Regions from separate parts of the Homo sapiens genome. Here region 2 is linked to region 1. Evidence: chromatin loops called from intact Hi-C (ENCODE). Cell type or tissue: ovary. All regions are shown on one strand. Each heading gives the region's core, and the rest is flanking DNA. Links, peaks and the distances in the headings are about the cores only.

Evidence for each region. Peaks named below come from ENCODE experiments on the same cell type or tissue, not always from the same donor. Only the 100,000 strongest peaks of a DNase experiment are listed, where the experiment ranks them.
Region 2: a loop joins it to region 1, with 3 times the contacts of the local background. A loop is called at or near these places in 4 of 110 quality-filtered maps.

Annotation. Positions count from the first base shown.
Region 1 is chr9:93,587,136-93,592,500 of GRCh38, forward strand. All of the region lies in intron 1 of PHF2 (PHD finger protein 2), which reads left to right. Among named protein-coding and RNA genes, the nearest start is that of MIR548AU, 5.0 kb to the right of the region's middle. RefSeq lists an enhancer at 1,074-1,574 and a silencer at 2,612-2,906. In ovary, for the core only: no CTCF peak of the experiment used is centred there; a DNase peak (open chromatin) is centred at 2,705.
Region 2 is chr9:93,642,446-93,647,810 of GRCh38, forward strand. PHF2 (PHD finger protein 2) reads left to right here. Exons shown (of 22, transcript NM_005392.4): 4 at 3,184-3,344. Among named protein-coding and RNA genes, the nearest start is that of MIR548AU, 50 kb to the left of the region's middle. RefSeq lists an enhancer at 1,036-1,876. In ovary, for the core only: no CTCF peak of the experiment used is centred there; DNase peaks (open chromatin) are centred at 2,126, 2,856 and 3,216.

The DNA.
Region 1 (5,365 bases), core at 69-5,068:
AGGCCAGAGACTAGTTAGGGGCTGGCAGAGCCTTGGGTGAGGGATGGAGGAGCCTCGGGTGAGGGACAGAGGAGCCCCGGGTGAGGGATGATGGAGGAGCCCTGGGTGAGGGATGATGGAAGAGCCCTGGGTGAGGGATGACGGAGGAGCCCTGGGTGAGGGATGACAGAGGAGCCCTGGTTGAGGGATGATGGAAGAGCCCTGGGTGAGGGATGATGGAAGAGCCCTGGGTGAGGGACGGAGGAGCCTCAGATGAGGGACGGAGGAGCCCCAGGTGAGGGACGGAGAAATCCCAGGAGAGGGATGACGGAGGATCCCTGGATGAGGGATGGAGGAGCCCCGGGTGAGGGATGATGGAGGAGCCCCGGGTGAGGGATGATGGAGGAGTCCCAGATAGTGGATGGAGGAGCCCCGGGTGAGGGATGATGGAGGAGTCCTGGGTGAGAGATGATGGAGGAGCCCCAGGTGAGGGATGGAGGAGCTCTGAGGGGTGGGAGGGCTGGACTGGAGGGTGTCTAACCCTACCACCCTGCTTGCCAGGCACTGCTTCTGCCCGAGCTCCCCCAGTGCCAGTTGGAGGGTGGAAGCACTAGCTGCTATTTGGTCTGGAGGTTCTCATGGGACAGTGTTGTTATGTGACTCTCATGATCCCAGCCTGTGTCTGTGTAGCCAGCCCTCTGGTCCACCTAGTGGCCAACTGTCCCTGGAGCTGCCCATTGGCCTCACTGACCGTCCGTTCTCCAGCAGCATGGGCCCCCTGTCTGCTGGGTAGCCCTTGACCCTGCCATTGGCCGTCTGTGCCACCTGCCCACTGTGAAGGCATGTGACTTGGATCCTGGTGAAGGAGGTGGCTGTGTGGCGGGGTGGGCAGGTAAAGAAGCAGCACAGGGTCACCTCCCTGGAGGCCCCCATGACAGTGAGCTGGGTGCCTGGACTGTCGTGTGTCTGTGGGTCTGGGCGGCCACTGCACATCTCTCCCTGTCTCTGAGCAGCAGCTGGGGGCAGAACCACAGCTCTGCGGACCTGTTTATCTCAGTGCTTGACCAGATGCTCTGGGGGCAGGGCCTGTGTCCTGCACTGTGTGGCCCTAGGCAGGCAGGTCACTTCCTGTCGCAGGTGTACATCTGGATAAAGATGGTTCTGTCTTTGTGCCTGGTGGCGTTGTGTTGGGGACCATGGGACTGCGGGATAGAGGGGAGCAGCTCCAGGTGAGCTCTGGAGTCAGCTAGGGTGAGAGGTCCGTTCTAGCCTGGGGGCTGTGAGAAATGATTCCTCAGGCCAGACACAGCCCTTCTTAAAGTTAAGCCAGCAACGAGAATAACTCTCTTTGGAGGTCAGAGGGCATAGACCTGGAGGGAGCCTGTACCTGAGAGGCCCGAGTCTGTGGGACTCAGAGGATGAGCCCAGCCTTACTGAAGCTGCCCTCCCCACTCCCCTGCCATGCACTCCCTGCCCCCCAGAAAAACACTTTATGGGCTGGGCACGGTGGCTCACACCTGTAATCCCAGCACTTTGGGAGGCTGAGGCAGGCGGATCACAAGGTCAGGAGTTCGAGACCAGCCTAGCCAACCTGGTGAAACCCTGTCTGTACTAAACATACAAAAAATTAGCTGAGCGTGTTGGTGGGTGCCTGTAATCCTAGCTACTTGGGAGGCTGAGGCAGGAGAATCACTTGAACCTGGAAGGCAGAAGTTGCAGTGAGCCGAAACTGCGCCACTGCACTCCAGCCTGGGCAACAGAGTGAGACTCTGTCTCAAAAACAAACAAACAAGCAAAAAACACCCTATGAAGTCTCTGTTCGTGGCCCTGAAGGCAATGCCAGGAGTGACCTGATGGTATTTATGTTTAGGGAAGTCCCTCTGGCCACTTGAAGGGCCATCCTTTACTCCATCAAGTGAAGAAGAGAGGGACCTTGGAGGCAGCAGGAAGGTGAAGCCGCTTTCCCAGGACCCTCAAGGTCCAGGGATTCTGAGGCTTAGTCATGTCCTGGTATGTCTCTTTCTCTAGTTCCTTCTACAAAGCAGCTGTCCCAATAACAGTCCTGGGAAGGAACCAAGTGCTCACTGAAAGTTTGGAGCAGGAAGCTTTATAAGCAGGCAGATTTGGGTTCAGTTTGAGGGAAACCTTTCTAATAATTGAAACTGGCCCCACAGCAGACACTGTGTAGGGAAACTGTGTGTGTGGTGGGTGGGATTTCTCAGCCTCTGCACGGCTGACGTCTGGGCTGGAGAATTCTTTGTGTAGGGGCTTTCTGTGCGCTGTAGATGTTGAGTCCTGGTCTCCACCCAGCAGGTGCCAGGAGCACCTTGCCGCTTGCCCCACGCCCACATTTGACAAGCCAGAGTGTCTCCAGAAATTGCCAACTGTCTCCTGGGGACACAGTTATACCCAGTTGAGGGCAAGAAATGACTAACCTGTTGAATGTATTGTGTCTTTATCACTTGGAAATTAAAGTCAGTGACCCACCTGTCTTTTCTTATATTTATTTATTTTGATAAGGCATCAGCTACATTTATTCATTTGAAATTGTTTGATTGAATTTATTTTGCAAACAGAACATTAGCACATGGTAAGAAAAATTTTAAAAAGAGTGAGAATTCGAAAGAAATGCAGTGGAATGCGTGCCTCTCCCCTGTCTCCCCGTTCTTCTCTCTGGAGCGGACTCCCAGCTCCAGTGATGTCTCATGTTTCCACAGCCACCCCCTTTCCCTCTCTCCACACAAACAGCAGTGCGCTGTGAATGTGATTCTGCAGTGACCCTGGGTCGTCACTCTTGACTGCTGGGGCTCCAGCAAACATGCTCCTCCTGCACTTCCTGCTTCCCCTGGTTGGCATGTAGCTCATTTCTCATCCGAGGCCACTGCGGTGTTGCTCCCTGGCTATCCTGGTCTGTATGTTTTTGTGCATGTATGCATGTATATCTGCTGGATATATTCAAATAAGTAAAGTTGCTGGGCTGAAGGATATAGCATTTCGGATTTTAAAATCGTCAGATTGGTTGTACTGATTTCTCTACACACTGGGCAACACATTTTCTGAGCCTTTGATCTTTGTCAATTCAACCAGAAAGGTGAAAAAGAATACCTCACTATGGTTTAATGTGCAGTTATCTAATTATTGAGTTCACTCACTTTTAAATCCTTTCCTCCCTAGAGTTGTAGAGTTGTGTCAGTAGCCCTGGTGCTTTCTAATGAAGACAGAAAAGCAGGTTTTCCCTGAGAAGTAGATATGAGAAGGGCGCCCCACTTTGATGGGCTGGGAACAGGCCCTTCCACTCTCTCCCACTCCTGCCCCAGAGCTGGTGGAGCCCCACAGAACTCCAGGGCAGGTGCTTCCTGGATGCTCAGTCCACAGAGGTGGAAAGCTCATCTGTTTCCTAAATACCCCTCTTTGTTTGACTCTTGTTGTGAGGCCAAGCCTCATTTGCTTTATTTTCCCCATAAACTTTTAATTTTAGAATTGTTTTAGATTTACAGAAAAGTTGTAAACATGGTACCAAGCATCTCCACATACCCCGGCCAGTGTTCCTGAATGTGCACATCTTACATCTCCGTGGCAGGAGCCAGTGTCCATTCCCACCAAGGAGGCTGCAGGCTTGCTGGGGCCACAGTCCTCCCTGCAGCATCCTTCCCCTGAAGGGACCACCCCAGAGGCCATGGGCTGGTCCTCACGTCTCCTCAGCCCCTCTGGTTGTGGTGGTGGTTTCTGACTCCCCTTTGTCCTATGGCCCTGGCACACATGAGCAGCACTGCTGAGATTTGAATATCCCTTTATGATTTGTGTTCCTTTGAGGGGCCGCTTCTCCCCAGATGCCTTCACACACCTCTGGGTGGCTCCCCAACTTGAGTGTGGACATCCCAACAGCTCCGGGGCCATACTTGGCCTGGTTAGGTGGCAGACTGCTGTGACCCTCCGAGGGATCCAACATCACTCAGCAGACATGTGGTGGGTGAGGCCCTGTCATGGGGGCCAGCAGCCGTGCCTCCTGTGACCCATGCTCACTCACAGTCTGCTGGGACTCAAGGTCCCAGCACCCCTCTCCCCACTGACATTTGTCTGGCCCTGACCGTGTCTGTCATAACCACTTATGGCCACAGATGCTTTTTCCTGATCATAGTTTCTTCTAGATGCCAAATGTGTATTATTTTATTAGATTTTAAACTACTCTTTGGAAAGGAAGATGTAATGAAATTAGTCTTCTGAACTCGTCTCTGTTAAAAGCCAAGTCTAGTAGAACAGTTTGGGATTGGGCTAGGCACCCATTCAGGAGCAGGCTGTACCGTGGCCTTGCTGCACGGGCACCTGCCTCTGCATACCATGTGAGTAGGACGTGTGGACTGGGGGCGTCTCAGGGAGCAAGCCTCTTTTCACAAGCGGGAAACTGAAGCTGCACAGTGAGTTAGGGGCAGGGTGGGGACCAGAGTCCCTGCTTCCTCCCTTGACCTATTCTTTCCCTTACACTGAATTTTTTTCTCTGAATGAAATCACTGTAACAGAATTCAGCTTCGATCCTAGGAAGACTCCAGACCCTGGGCAGGGTCCATGTGGGTGGGGTGTCCTGGCCTACATGTCTGAGTGCAGGGATCCCCTCTGCCTCTGGCCTTGATGAGTGATAATCTACGTCACAGCTTCCCTAGCAAGGGAGTCAGAGGAAGAAGCCCGAGAGAGCATCTGTCAAGAGCCCAGTGCCCCACAGGGACCTCAACCCCAGATGCTTGGCCGTTGCTCGGGGACCTAGCTGTGTGGCCTGCTCCTAGTCTGGCTGCTCACCTGCAGAGGCCTTGAGGCTCTGGGCTGTGAATACATACCTGCCCGAGGGCATTGCTGGGAGAGCCAGCTCCTTCCCCAGCTGCTCAGCGCCCACTCTGCTTCCTGCCTTCTCTGGTGTTTGTGCATTTCACTCTTTACCCAGGGGTCATTGTAATTCTGCCTTAACCAGGGACACCTTGGTCCCCATTCTTGGAGGTCCCCAGTCCTGCCACCTTGTGATGGGTGGCAGGGCCAGGGGCTCTCAGTGTGCACCTCCCAGGAGCCCTTTTTCACTGGGGCCACACTTCTGTTCCTGGCCTGCTGGGATCTCAGGGTCTTTTTCTCAAACTCCTGGGGGATCCCTGGGAAGATAGTTGCCTCTGCAGGGGCTGCTGGTCCCCACTGTGGGAGCAGCGGGGTGATCCCAGGCAGACACAACACTCAGGGCGGGCCCATTCTTTACTCATTTGGGGAGCGCAGCATCATTGCCCCCATCACTGACCTGTTTAAAATTATCTGCATCCTTTGCCTAGTGATTTAAGCCATAGGTTCTTGGTGAAGTTCCCCTAGCAACACTTGGCAACCTGTAAGTTTTACCAATTGCTTGGTAAGAGAG
Region 2 (5,365 bases), core at 220-5,219, 55 kb after region 1:
TATGAAAATACATACTGTCTTGTCTGACAATGACTGTCTTTATTCTTACATGATTCTAATATTCTAAAATGGATCTAAAGTTCTAGAGTGAAAGCTGTTTTTCTTTAATTCTTTGAAAGGTATTTTATTGTCTTTTGACATCTCTTGCTAATGAGATATCTGTTGTTAGTCTAGTTGCTGTTTCTTTATATTGTTTGATGTACTCAGTACATGAGTGTACGATATTGCCTCTAGATGTACATTTGTTTTTGTTTATTCTGCTTAGAACCCAGTAAGCCTCTTTAATTTGGAGAGTCACATGTCAATTCTGAAAAATACTCTGTTTTCTCTTTTAGTAGCATTTCTTCTGTATTCTCTGTATCATTTAAAAATTTTTCTTCAAATTTACTATTTTTTCAGCCATCTACTGTTTAGTGCATCCATTGAGTTTAAAAAATTTTGATCATTGTATTTTTTATTTCTAAAATTTCTATAAATTTCCTTTTCAATATTGCCTGGTCTTTTTTCTTTTTTAATACATCCCTGTGCCTTGCCGCATCCTCTTGATTTCCTTCTGAATGTGTTGAGTATATTTATTTTCAAATCTCTTTTCGGTTGTTCTATTATCCTCAGTTCTGGTGATCTCTTTTGACTGGTGTGTCTATTGACTGACCCTCTTGGTGGTTCACCTCCTTCTGTGGGGCATGGTGCTTCAGAGGGGTCACATTCCATTGGGACTAGTATGTCCTTGGCTGCTGTCCACCTACAAGACGGTTTGTGTTTGCCTTTTGCTAAGGTTTTATGGTTTTCACAAGATTAGTTCCAGATCCAGTTTGGGGTTCCCAACCGATGGGTTTAGTGCAAGTTTGGAACTCTCACTGCTAGGACGTTGGCATTGGGATTCATCAAGGACAATTTTCTGCCTGTGGCCCAGGTGGATGGGAGGCCTTCCCTGTTGCTTTCAGAGCTTCCTTTGCATGGTCTGTATGCCTCGAGCTTCCCACACGGTTGCCTGTACACATTCTTTCTTCTTCCTCACCGTCTAGTCCCCCCTGGTTTATCCTTAACGCTATTCCCATGTGATCAAAGCCAGTGGACATTCTTCAGTTCTAATCTTAACTGCCCTCTTGGCAAAATTAGGCATTGCAGCCCTCTAGTTCCTTGAAGTCTTGTCCTTTGTTGGGGATGGATTTCCTCCCACCTGCCTGCTTCCTGTCCTGTTAACTGCTCTCCTTGAGGCTTTTCTGGGGACTCAGCTCCACAACTTCTTTAGCTCTTCTGAGCTTGTGGCCTGTCTATCCAACTGGCACATCCCTGGAGAATCTGACAGGTATCTTAGACCACATGTGTCCCCAGATCAGATCTGTCCCTGTCCCCAGCTCCTGCCCCTCCACCGTGGGCCCTCTGTAAATGGCCCCGCCTCTGCCCCCACCACTCACAACAGTCTCCTGGCCGTCCATATTTGCCTCTTCCTGTTCCCTCCCACTTTCTCAGCTATCACCAGACTTACTGATCTCCTGAACCCCCTTGGCCCTTTCCCTGCCCCCTAGTCCAGGCATGGTGCCCTGAGCCTCCTGATGCTCTCTGTGCCCCCACTCTGCCCTGCTGCAGGCCACTGTCCGCACAGCAATGGACAACCCGCAGACTACACCACTGCCCTGCTTAGAATTCCAGAGGCTCGGCTGGGCGCGGTGGCTCACGCCTGTAATCCCAGCACTTTGGAAGGCCGAGGTGGGTGGATCACCTGAGGTCAGGAGTTCGAGACCAGCCTGACCAACATGGTGAAACCCCATCTCTACTAAAAGTACAAAATTAGCCAGGCATGGTGGCACATGCCTGTAATCCCAGCTACTCAGGAGGCTGAGGCAGGAGAATTGCTTAAAACCTGGGAGGCAGAGGTTGCGGTGAGCCAAGATCACGCCATTGCACTCCAGGCTGGGCAACAAGAGAGAAACTCCATCTCAAAAAAAAAAAAAAAAAATTCCAGCAGCTCCCAGTGCTGCTGGTGTGCAAAGAATTCTGGCGGCTCCCAGTGCTTCTGGTGTGCAGCGGGAGCCCTCCAGCTGCGGCTCCTGTCATTCTCACACCTGCCACTGTCTGTCCGCGTCAGAGGCCTTGGGTGGTGCACTCCTCCCCTCGGCCCTGTCTTGCAGGGTGCTCTTTCCCCTGTTCCCTGCTGTCCTCCTCCCCAGCGCTGCTCACAACTGTGCCCATCCCATAGAAGCATGTCCCCAGGGTCACCAAACAGAGGCTGTTCTAGCGGGCCCTGTGGACCACAGCTGCCCAGGGGCCTCTCAAGGAGCAGGAGGCAGCCTGGGGCATGGGCTGGGGCTGAGGGCTCTGGGTCCAGCTGTATGGCCTTGGGCAGACCACACTTCCCCTGGGCCTCATGTCCCTGGGAGGATTCCTAGGGTGTGTAAATGCTCTGCCAAGGTCATTTTTCCCCTTTGCCTGTGGGCCCCTCTCGTCTGCCTCTGGCCCTGTGGTGGTGGCCATGTCTAGTAGGGAGCAGGCCAGGACAGGATGCTCTTGTCCGGGTCCTTGGGTTGTCACCGCACATGCCATTCATCCTTGCCAGCCAGGGGCCTCCTCCTGGCCCTGCCCCTCTGCTGCTTCCTCTGGGCAGGAATGTGGGGACAGGCTAGGCAGGGCGAGAGAGAGACAGAAGGAGACCTGGTTTTCACCCCTGTCCTCTCCACATGGCTTTGTCCAAGGTCTTCCCAATATCAGAGCCATCTTAGTGGCTCTTGTTCCTGAGCTGTGATTCGGTGGCCCTGCCATGGGGAGGCACCTAGCCGAGAAGGGGTACAAGGGAGGTGCAGTGGAGGAGCTGCCCCCGTCCTCACCTATGGGTCAGCCCGGGTGCCGGTGGTTGGGGAGCGACCTTGCTCAGGCCCAGGCGCCTCCTGCCTCTCTGTCTTGTTGGGAAGGACAGGCCCTTGTCACCTCTTGACATTTCCATGTGACACGTGAGACCCCATGTCCCTGCTCCCCCAAACAGTGGGGTTCTGGAGTCAGCACGGCATCTGCCCTGGCTGCTCTATCGTCCCATTTGTGGCACCACGGCCAGGCCTCCTCCTGTGGCTGTGGGAGGTGGGTGGCCAGACCCAGGCTCACCTCTCCAGCACCGAGGCCCTGTCCACACCTGTCCCGGTGCAGGAGGCCTCGGGCCCAATGTGGCCTCTGACCTGTGCTTCCCTGCAGTGCTGAAGACGTGGTGGCCCGTGTGCCAGGAAGTCAGCTCACGCTGGGCTACATGGAGGAGCACGGCTTCACCGAGCCCATCCTCGTCCCTAAGAAAGACGGGCTGGGTCTGGCTGTCCCGGCCCCCACGTTCTATGTCAGTGACGTCGAGAACTACGTGGGTAAGCGCCATCCCCTTCACAGTGCTCTGGGGCTGGAGCTGGGAGTGCTGGGACACCCACCACTGTGCATGCTGTTTCCCCACGCCCTGGCTGTGTCCATGTGTGCCGTGAGCAGTGGAGCCTCAAGGCTCACCGTACTCTGTTCCCGGTGCTCTTAGTTCAGACCCTGCGTCCCACTGAGATGACATATGACCTGGCAGGTCCCTTGCCCTCCCAGATACTCTGACTGCAAAGTAGGGGCTGGTCTGGGAGACCCTTTGATTCTGGCAGCTATGAATTGCATTACTGTGGGTGCTACATGACACTGCCATGCCTGGGAGGCCCTGGTGGTGCGGGCCCATGTTCCCATCCTGGCTGCCTGATTAGGGGCCTGGCCTTCCTCATCTGTACCATGACCTGCCCCCACGGCACCAGAATCTCCTCGTCTGGATTCCGTCTGGGTTCTAGCCAGTGCCATTGCCATCAGCAGTGCCCATTTCATGTCCCCTTGCAGCTCCAGAGCTACTGGGGTTAGGTGGGCACTTGTGGGTAGAGGAAGCACCTGTGGGGGTGCCGTTCAAGAGGCAGTGGCAGGGAGAGGCCAGCACACCTAGCAGTGACCCTGACAGGCCAGTGGCCACATGGCCAAGCATGGAGGCCCACATGGTTGCAGGGCTTCAAGGTGCTCATGGGGGATGCCTGGGTGGCTGGCACGAGGAGGAAAAACCCTGAACGGGCAAACCCCCAGGACAGAAGGTGGGCAGGCAGGCACACTGGCCTCTCAGTGCTGGGGCTTCCGAGACGACTGGCCCCACCACTCTGAGGCTCACTCTCTTCCTCTGTGCACCCTTCATGGGGTGTGTGCTGGAGGTGAAATGAAGTCACCTGTACAAGCCTCTGGGCACATAGGGGCACCCACCAGGAGGCCATCAAGTTCAATTTCAGCAGGGGGCTGGGGCCACAGCTTTTCTCGGGAGCCACATGGCCACCCTGGGGCTACCGAGACTGGGCTCCCAAACTCGTCATGAAGAGGAAGAGCGAGCACCCTGGTAGCTGTCAGACATCTCGGAAGAGGGGCTAGAAAGTGCTTGTCCCGGGACCTGGGGTGAGGGTGTTGGGTGTCCATGCACAGGGGCTGATTCTGTGGGGTTCTTACTGAGGAGGAGGGCAGGCTGGACATAGTTGGAGCTGTGGCACTAGCTCTGTGGCTGATCCTGCCCTGAGCCGGGATCCAGCCCCTGGTCTCGCCTGTGCTCGGCTTTACCGCAGGTTTGCCTGAGAGGGGGCCATGGCCATCAGGTGGGCTGTTTCTGTCTTGCTGCACAATGCTGGTCAGGCAGCCTTGTGTACCCCAGCTGTAATGTTCATGCTTGCCAGGCCAGTGCTCTTTCTCACCTTCCCAGACCCTGGCATGGTGCACACAGGATAACAGCTAATATATAGTGAGGGCCTGCCTAGTGCCAGGCATTTTTCTAAGCTCTTCCCACGTAGGAGCTAATTTCCTCCCTTCCACAGCTCTGAGAGCTGGGTCCTGCCCTGCCACCAAGGCCCTGGGCTCACCTAATCATGCGGGTGGGGCCTGGTTTTTCCCCTGGCCGTGTTCCCTCCACAGCTGTCCCTGCAGAAGCAGGGAGGAGATGGTTCGTCGTTTGTGTTGCTTCTATGTCTTTCTTTTTCCTCTTAATTTTTTTTTATGATGGAACTTTTTAAATACACACAAAATTAGAGAAACAGTAAGCCCTCATGCACTCAGCACCAGAAACAAAAGCCACCAGCTTTCAGCCAGTTTTCCGTTTCCCCACTTTTTTGTTCTCTTTGTAGTATTTTAAAAGGAATTCTGATCAGGCATGGTAGCTCACGCCTGTAATCCCAGCACTTTAGGAGGCTGAGGTGGGTGGATTTCTTGAGGCCAGGAGTTCGAGACCAGCCTGGCCAACATGGCAAAACCCCGTCTCTACTAAAAATACAGAAATTAGCCAGGTGTGGTGGTGGCACCTGTAGTCCCAGCTCCTCGGGAGGCTGAGGCAGAAGAATCACCTGAA